3 separate regions of the Homo sapiens genome follow, and all the other regions are linked to region 3. A link is a contact called in ENCODE Hi-C data. All regions are on one chromosome and are shown on one strand. The core of a region is the stretch at or near the end of the contact, and the rest is flanking DNA. Distances in the headings are between cores, read along the strand shown.

Region 1 (2,700 bases), core at 102-2,601, 170 kb before region 3:
CATGTAGTCAATAATTAATAAATATTTGTTGAGCAGGTGAACAAATGAATGGTGTTAAGCACTTAGGTATGATCATTTGATATTTTAAAAGTTTATATTTGATTAGCTTAAATTTTTAGCAAGATAGTACTTTAGAAGAATTTCCTTTGAACTGGTTAACATTTTCTCATAGAATGTGTTTAAGGTCACATTTGGGAACTTGTGTAAGTAATTTTCTTGGGTAGAAAATGTATAAAATACAAGTCTATTTTAGCAGAAGTAGATATATAAATATTTAAATATATTACTAAACCAGGTGTGGTGGCTCAAGCCTATAATCCCAATATTTTGGGAGGTCAAGTTGGGAGGACTACTCGAGCCCAGAAGTTCCAGACCAGCCTAGGCAACCTAGTGAGACCCTGTCTCTACAAAAAATATAAAATTAGCTGGATGTGGTGGTGCATGCCTGTAGTCCCAACTACTTGGGAGGCTGAAATGGGAGCATCGCTTGAGCCCGGGAGGTCAAGGCTGCAGTGAGCCGTGATTGCACCACTGTACAATGAGACCCTGTCTCATATACGTATATATATACGTATATATACATGAATATATATGTATATACGTATATATATACATGTATGTATACATACATACACACACACACACACACACACACACACACAGGCACAGTATTTTGAGATAGCGTTTTAAAAAATCAGCCTAAATATCTTTAACGTTGTTACTGGTAGTACTTAATTCTTGGTAAATCAAACATTTAATGTTTTCTACATTGCTTTTGATTATATTGTTTAGTGTCATTTTATGACTTTTTGCATTTGAAATTTGTATGACAGGATAGAATTGAATTTGAATGGGTTCTAATTTATTTGGTTATGGGTAATACCTTTTTTATTACCTCATTAATGTATTCTGGAATTTAAAAACAATTTTTTTATAAACTGCTTATATAAAGGAGTTAAAGTTCATATTTCAAAATTTACTATTATGTGTAGTGATTCTGAAGATGGGGAGAAGGAAAATGAAAAATCTAAAACTTCAGATTCTTCAAATGACGAATCTAGTTCAATAGAAGACAGTTCTTCCGATTCTGAATCAGAGTCAGAACCTGAAAGTGAATCTGAATCCAGAAGAGTCACTAAGGTAAGAGATTATACATTTGTTGTAATTGAAGGTAAATATTCTTATAGCAACTAAAATAGACAACACCATCCTCATCTACTCCTGTGATTTTATTTTTTCTAGATAAGCCTTTCCCTTATAACCCAACTCTGCAGAAATGCTAGAAACTTTAAAAAATCTCATCCCTTGCCACTGAAATCAAGGAACTCTTACGCATATGACCTTTTTTGTTCTTGGCTAGGTTGTGACAAGGGGGGGGTTTTGCTGAAGGGGAAGTGAAAGGAAGTCACAAAAATAGTATTGAGCAAAGAATTATAAGTGTACATACATCATAAGAAATTGAGACTATTCACTTTTTAAAAATATTGGGCATTTTGCATAATAGAGTGTGTTTTAAGGCTTCAATTAAAGAGTATACATTCTTTAGTTAGTAAGAATTTGCGTAGCCATTTATTTAAAAACAAATGGAACCACTTATATAATAAAATAATAATGCTTTTTGGTAATAACATTTTTAACACTGAATTTTGCCTGCTTAGCAGGAAAAAAATAAAGTATAAATTGCAAAAATATAGTTATTAATATAAAATGTATTCTATCTGATTTCAAGTCTAGTTAAAAGAATAAAAATATAGAATTCAGACCTAACGATAATTATCTTTTTGGTCTTTAATAATCACCCCCTTCCTATAACTGGACCATGTTCATGCTAGACTTCAAGTATAGTATTTTTATATACAACTGTGTTATTCTGTTTGTTGAAAATATGGCCAAACTCTGCCTTTGATTCAGTTCAATTTCTTCTTAATCCAATATTGTTTTCGTTTATTTGTTCTGTTAACTGGAATCTCTTCAATATGTTATCTGAGTAGGCAAGGATGAAAATTAATTTATTGAAGTAGACAATTGCCCTCCCCCATCCAGAGATTTATTGTTAAAGAATGTTTTAAAAATTGGCTAGTATTTGTCTTGCCTTATTTCACATTTTCTTGCATATATTAAAACCTATCTTAAACTTGAATTTATATTTAAAACTTGTGTCTGTATATAAAATAACCTGAGATTTTTATTTTTAAAAAATTCACATAAAATCTTAAGAGATTTTATGGTTTATTAATCTGGCCTCATATAAAAACTTATCACTTAGTGAGTCTGATGTACTCTCATTTCATACTTACATCAAATTACCAGAAAGTTTAAAATGTTATTGAAAATAAAGAGAGTTACAAATCGACAGTAAATACAACCCAGAGTAAGAAGTATTTTTTAAAAATGACAGAACAAGAAATCAGTGAGTGTCAAGTGGTAGAAGTTATTCTTAGGAAATTTTGTAACAGTTGAAAAATTATAGACTTCAGTGCCTCTGTAGTATTAGAAGCAGAGCTTTAGGATCCCATTAAAAAGCCACAGTGGTTGAACATCATGTTGTGTTGTACCCCTTCCTCCCCCTGAAAAAAACAAAAGAAGATAAAAACCACAGGGGCACTCCAGGTCAGTGATTCTGTTTGTTTCTTCTTTGTCAAAGACTTTCAGTGATCAGATTAAATCTCTTGATAGTTAAAAATATTTTCCTATAGAACG
Region 2 (2,700 bases), core at 24-2,523, 220 kb after region 3:
TTGGCTTTTTTAGAAGTGTAATAACTGCATTATACTCTTGACTCAAATTGAGCTTGCAGACAACTTAGCTATTTTCCCCATGATGTTCACAAGGCAGTCCTACTTTATCTAGTAATTGTATAGTCTCACTTAAAAACAAAACAAAACCCCTCACATGCAGAACTTTACCCTATCCATCTGTGTTTCCTTCTGTTTTTCTCAGACTTAGCCAAACCAGTTGCAATGAGAGGTTTCTAGTGAACGATACCGCAAAGGTTGTGAGATGAGAGCATGATTACTATGTTGACAGCTCAAGTTGGGAAGGGTATCATTTTAGAGAGAGATGATGATGATCTCAGTTTTCAGCCTGCTTCAGTTGCTAGTGGGGATGTCTAAATAGAGATGTTACAAAGGCAGTTAGAGATATGGGTCTGGACAGAGGATAAAAAGTCAAATGTACAGACAGATTTGTGATTTTAGGTGGTAATTAAAACTGTCAGAGTGTTTTGTATGGAGATGAAGCAGCTGTGGGAGGTGCTATTGCTTTCTCATATAAACTCAAGCAGAAGCTATTCACAGTGTCTTTAGCCCTTTCAGTAGTATGCACTTTTTAATCTCACTGACATCTCAGGACCTTTGAGGGACCTTTTAAGGGACAGGTTAGAGGATTCGTGAAATAATGAGTTTTATATTTGTGTTTTTTGAATTTTCATTCTAAGATTTATTCATTTATTAATCCTTGAGATTCATAGTATTGAAAAAAGTGATACTGATTTTATGTTTGACATGCATCATTTTAGCTGTTTATAAAATGTCTAACTTATTTTTTAAAATTAATTAAAGCACATATTCTACTTCAGCAATTAATAAAACTTGAACTGTCTCCAGTTTAATGGATTAATTAATGGTTACTGAGAAACTATAAGGTAACAAATACCATGAAATTAAACATTCATTTTCTTTCATTTAGGATACAAGAAATTGAGAACATGTTGCTTCCGGTGGTGGGAACTGAGTGGCTGGGGTCAGGGTGTGTAGGTGGTGGGTTGCCTTTTCACAGTATATTCTTTTGTGCTATTCAGATATTGAACCATGGAATGATTTTACCTTGGGAACAGATCAAAGAAATTTAAATTTTGAAAATTGCTTCATTTACTTTAAACATACGATTGTATTTTCTGTAGAAAATATTGACACTTGAAGTTAGAAGTCATGATTTCACATCCTGTTTTCATCGTTTCTTGGACAGCTGGCTTTTCACTTCTTTGAATTGCAGGTTCTCATTTGAAAATGAGGCTGACGATAGTTGCCCTGCTTACCACGCAGGGTAATTATGAGTTATTTCATTCAGCAAATATATCTGTGAGGCATATATTCTGCTAGGTGTGATATGAGACATATTTTCACACCTTGGGGGATTTATTTTTAATTGTCGAAGTAGACAAAATTTCAACCTATTGTGATGATGCAGATAAATATGCTATGAAGATACATAGACAAAGGATCCACAGTGTCAGCTTGGGAGAGTGGAAGGATTGATGTTAGAGTGGTCCTCCTGGAAGACAGGACATTTATTTGAGTTAAGTTTTGAAGAATGAGTTGGTTGGGAGAGGATGAGGAGAGGAGACATTCCATTCAGAACAAGCAGCATCTCCAGCCCCATCTCATTTTATGTGTTTCTGGGTAGCACACTTTTGTTTTATTTTAAGTTTTGTTAGGAGAGGATACTGTAGCAGGTTCTTCCTTAGTTTTGCTGACTGTTGACATCTTAACTATAATTCTCAAGTTTGGGAACAGTGAAAAATCTCACTTAGGACTTTATAATGACCACAAGGATTGGTGGAAAATGACTAAAACTCACTGAATTTTAACTACATACATTGTACTGTATAGACCATTAGCACTAAATCATCAGCTTCTGATGTCAACCTTAGTTCTTCCGTACTAAGGAACTAGTGAGAATTCTTAATTAATGCAGTTGACTTGCATTTTTCCAATTGACTTTTTTCTTCCTGCATCCAAGTAGTAAGTGGATACACTTCCTGGTGCCATATTGTTTCCTTTGAAGCACAGTGAAACTTCTTACCCCATAATGGTCTATAGATTTAGTATCTAGCTACTTAATTCCCACTCTCCATTAAGTTGCAGTTTATAGGCCTTGATATTTTACTATTCAACACCTAATATCCTGTAAGTTACAGAAATACTTTGAAAATGTGATGTAGATAGAAGGTAATATTATTTATTCTGAGTATTATCCTTTAGTAGCCACCATGATTATTAAAAACAAAGTGGTCTTGGTTTGTTTTTTGTTTTTTTGAGACAGAATTTCACTCTTGTTGCCCAGGCTGGAGTGCAGTTGTGCGATCTCAGCTCACCACAACCTCTGCCTCCTGGGTTTGAGGGCTTCTCCTGCCTCAGCCTCCCGAGTAGCTGGGATTACAGGCCTGCGCCACCTCGCCTGGCTAATTTTGTATTTTTTAGTAGAGACAGAGTTTCTCCATGTTGTTCAGGTTGGTCTGGAACTCCCGACCTCAGGTGATCTGCCGGCCTCAGCCTCCCAAAGTGCTGGGATTACAGGCGTAAGCCACTGCCCCCGGCCTTTTTTTTTTCTTTTGAGACAGAGTTTCGCTGTTGTTTGCCAGGCTGGAGTGTAATGGCACGATCTCAGCTCACTGCAACCTCTGCCTCTTGGTTTCAAGCGATTCTCCTGCCTCAGCC
Region 3 (3,034 bases), core at 298-2,797:
CCCCTCAGAATGAACTTCTTTGTTTCGTTTTGAAAGTTTCTGTTCTTTCATAAGTCACTTAATCTTCCTGAGGCTGTTTTTCCCCTGAGAAATGCTAATTAGATTTTCATGTGCTTTATAATTTATTATTATTTTTCATTAAGGTAAAATTCATATAACAAAATTTACCACTTTGAAGTGTACAATTCAGTGGCATTTAGTACACTTACAATGTTGGGCAAGAGCCACCTCTATCTAGTTCCAAAACATTTTTATCACCCCAAAAGAAAACCCTGTACTAAGCAGTCACCCCCTCTTCCTGCTTCTTCCTAGCCTCTGGCTACCACCAATCTGCTTTCTGCCTCTATGGATTGACCTACTTTGAGTATTTCATATAAATGGGATCATATAATATGTGATCTTGTGTGTCTTGCTTCTTTCACTTAGCATAATGTTTTCTGGGTTCAGCCACACTGTAGCATGTTTCAATACTTTGTTCCTCTTTTTTCTGAGACGGAGTCTCACTTTGTTGCCCAGGCTGGAGTGCAGTGGCACAATCTCGGCTCACTGCAACCTCCACCTTTCAGGTTCAAGCAACTCTCCTGCCTCAGCCTCCAAGTAGCTGGGATTGCAGGTGCACGCCACCACCTCACCCAGCTAATGTTTATATTTTTTAGCAGAGACAGGGTTTCACCATGTTGGCCAAGCTAGTCTTGAACTCCTAACCGCAAATCATCTGCCAGTCTCAGCCTCCCAAAATGCTGAAATTACAGGCATGAGCCACTGCGCCTGGCCCATTCCTCTTTATGGTTGACAAATATCCTATTGTCTGGATATACCACATTTTGTTTATCCATTCGTCTGTTGCTAGAGATTTTGGTGTTTTCACCTTTTGGCTATTGTGAATAGTGCTGATAGAAACATTCATGTACAAGTATTAGTTTGAGTAACTATCTTCATAATTTATTATTTTTAAATGTACCACCTCATTTGTTTTTCAAGTTAGGTTGAGAACAAGAAGTATTTTACTGACAAAAAACAAGCTCAGAGTGATTTGCTCAAGATTTCAAAGGTAGTAAGCAACCAAGAAAGTCAAAACTCCTGACAGAAACTCCAGTGCCCTTTCAACTTATACCACAGCTGTCTCAGCTGGCTTGAGAGTCAAAAAGGAGAATGTCTGCAAAAATGATTAGCAGGCTGTAAAGCACTGTGTATATAAGGTGGTGTTCGTAGTTAGTCTTTGATATGCCAACTGACGCTATGGGAGCAGTTTCCCTAGCGGGAGGTCAGCATGTGCTGTCTCTATTATGGCCAGAAGAGAGATTTTAGAATTGCAAAAGGTATAACAGAGTGGTTGGACACCAGCAAAGGAGTTTGACAAGGCTGTCACATCTGTTCAATATTTCTACTGAAATAATCATGGGTATTGCTGTTGATGGTTACCATAGTGGTATTAAGGTTGGCAGAAGGAGATGATGTAATCTCGAGTATGCTGATGACATCCTGGCTGCTGAGTCTGTGGTTTCTGCACCAGAAGAGCTGGCGCCTTGGACTGGGGATGATTTAGACGCCGATACTGGCAGCTGAGAAGCAGAATATTTTAGCAGCAGCACAAACTGGAAGTGAATAAGAAAAGCAAGTGAAGGGTTACGCTGCCATAGTTTATGATAGGTAGTGAGAGCCACAACCCTCTCGCCTGTAAAAGAGGAGAGCAAATGGCCTAGTAAGCATTCATGAGGGGTGATCCAGAGCATAAAATGTCGCTGTGGCCTCACCCTATCTTGCCATAGACCTTTTCTTGGTTCTAATTTAGACCCAGTGTCTGATTAGTATGAAATAGCTGTTAGCTGAGCCTCAATTTGCAGACTTTTACCAAAGGAAGAGATGAAGAGCAACATGGAAGTGTGGCTACTGTCAAGCTGAGTTAAACCCAGAGTGATGACGACAATATCTTGGTGAAGGAGAAGAATGACAACAGGCTGAAAGAAAGCATCATCTGTTTCCAGAATCCTGGAACACTTCCTGCTGAAATAACTCATTCTGTGTGTCTTCATTTTCTGACAAGCAAATCTTGAAGAACAGAACTGGCATTCGTCAGGGCAAACACTAGAAGTATGCGGGTCTCCAGAAGGATCTGTGACAGGGCTTGTGAAAACTGTGTTTTTGAAGAATTCATCGTCATGTGAAAGTTCTTAGAATCTTCTTTGAAATAAAAATAGATCTTTATACCAAAATGTTCTTATGATTTTGAAAATAACACCCACTCATTGCTGAAACGTACTGAAATATGTGAAAGATAAGAGGAACAAATCATGCTATTTTCACAATTAAGAAATAATTAATGTTATGCCTTATTTTTTTCCAATATTTTATCTGTCTACATTTATTTTCTATGTATTTGGGAACCTACTTTATGTTCAATTGGTTTTCTGCTTTTAAAAATTTCACGTTTGTACATGGTATATTTCTGGCTGCTTCTCTGGATCCAAGGGTCATTCTGGGCTTTGGATTTCCTGTAGAATGGCTGTAATATTCCAGTTAGAGCCGAGGAAACTCGAAGCCTGGACTTGTCCATTCTATTAAGATAGGACATGAGGCCCGGCGCAGCGGCTCACGCCTGTAATTCCAGCACTTTGGGAGGCCGAGGTGGGTGGATCACTTGAGATCGGGAGTTCAAGACCAGCCTGGCCCCGTCTCTACTAAAAATACACAAATCAGCTAGGCATAGTGGTGGTCACTTGTAATCCCAGCTACTCAGGAGGCTGAGACAGGGGAATCACTGGAACCTGAGAGGTGGACTTCGCAGTGAGCCGAGATCTCCCCACTGCACTCCAGCCTGGGCAGCAGAGCGAGACTCCATCTCAAAAACAAAACAAAACAAAAAAGATAGGACATGACAGATTCAAGAAAACCACTCTCTCTGGTATAGTTCAAAGTTGTTGATTTTCCTTGAATACGTAATATGGTGGTGAGCCTGTGGGAAACTTCTTCGGAAACTTCCATCGGAAAGGCAGATTCTGCTTTGCAAATGTACCCTCGAGATTACCATGGGAAG

What was found. Hi-C counts contacts between places; a loop is a spot of excess contacts on that map. Pooled maps may share reads with other maps.
Region 1: a loop to region 3 is called in a map with no recorded cell type, with 8 times the contacts of the local background. The contact joins two enhancer-like sites. A Hi-C loop is called at or near these places in 8 of 37 single-sample maps with no recorded cell type and 5 of 50 pooled maps.
Region 2: a loop to region 3 is called in a pooled map, with 7 times the contacts of the local background. The contact joins two enhancer-like sites. A Hi-C loop is called at or near these places in 4 of 37 single-sample maps with no recorded cell type and 4 of 50 pooled maps.

What each region holds. Positions count from the first base shown.
Region 1 is chr5:78,108,647-78,111,346 of GRCh38, reverse strand. AP3B1 (adaptor related protein complex 3 subunit beta 1) reads left to right here. Exons shown (of 27, transcript NM_003664.5): 20 at 993-1,140. Among named protein-coding and RNA genes, the nearest start is that of AP3B1, 180 kb to the left of the region's middle. Within about 2 kb of position 1,351, at least 3 of the 41 ENCODE cell types and tissues checked have a DNase peak (open chromatin) inside an H3K27ac peak, as active enhancers do.
Region 2 is chr5:77,717,729-77,720,428 of GRCh38, reverse strand. The region is part of intron 1 of TBCA (tubulin folding cofactor A); the gene reads left to right. Among named protein-coding and RNA genes, the nearest start is that of TBCA, 57 kb to the left of the region's middle. Within about 2 kb of position 1,273, at least 2 of the 41 ENCODE cell types and tissues checked have a DNase peak (open chromatin) inside an H3K27ac peak, as active enhancers do.
Region 3 is chr5:77,934,669-77,937,702 of GRCh38, reverse strand. All of the region lies in intron 1 of LOC101929154 (a long non-coding RNA gene), which reads right to left. Among named protein-coding and RNA genes, the nearest start is that of TBCA, 160 kb to the right of the region's middle. RefSeq lists silencers at 406-575, 2,496-2,670. Within about 2 kb of position 1,547, at least 3 of the 41 ENCODE cell types and tissues checked have a DNase peak (open chromatin) inside an H3K27ac peak, as active enhancers do.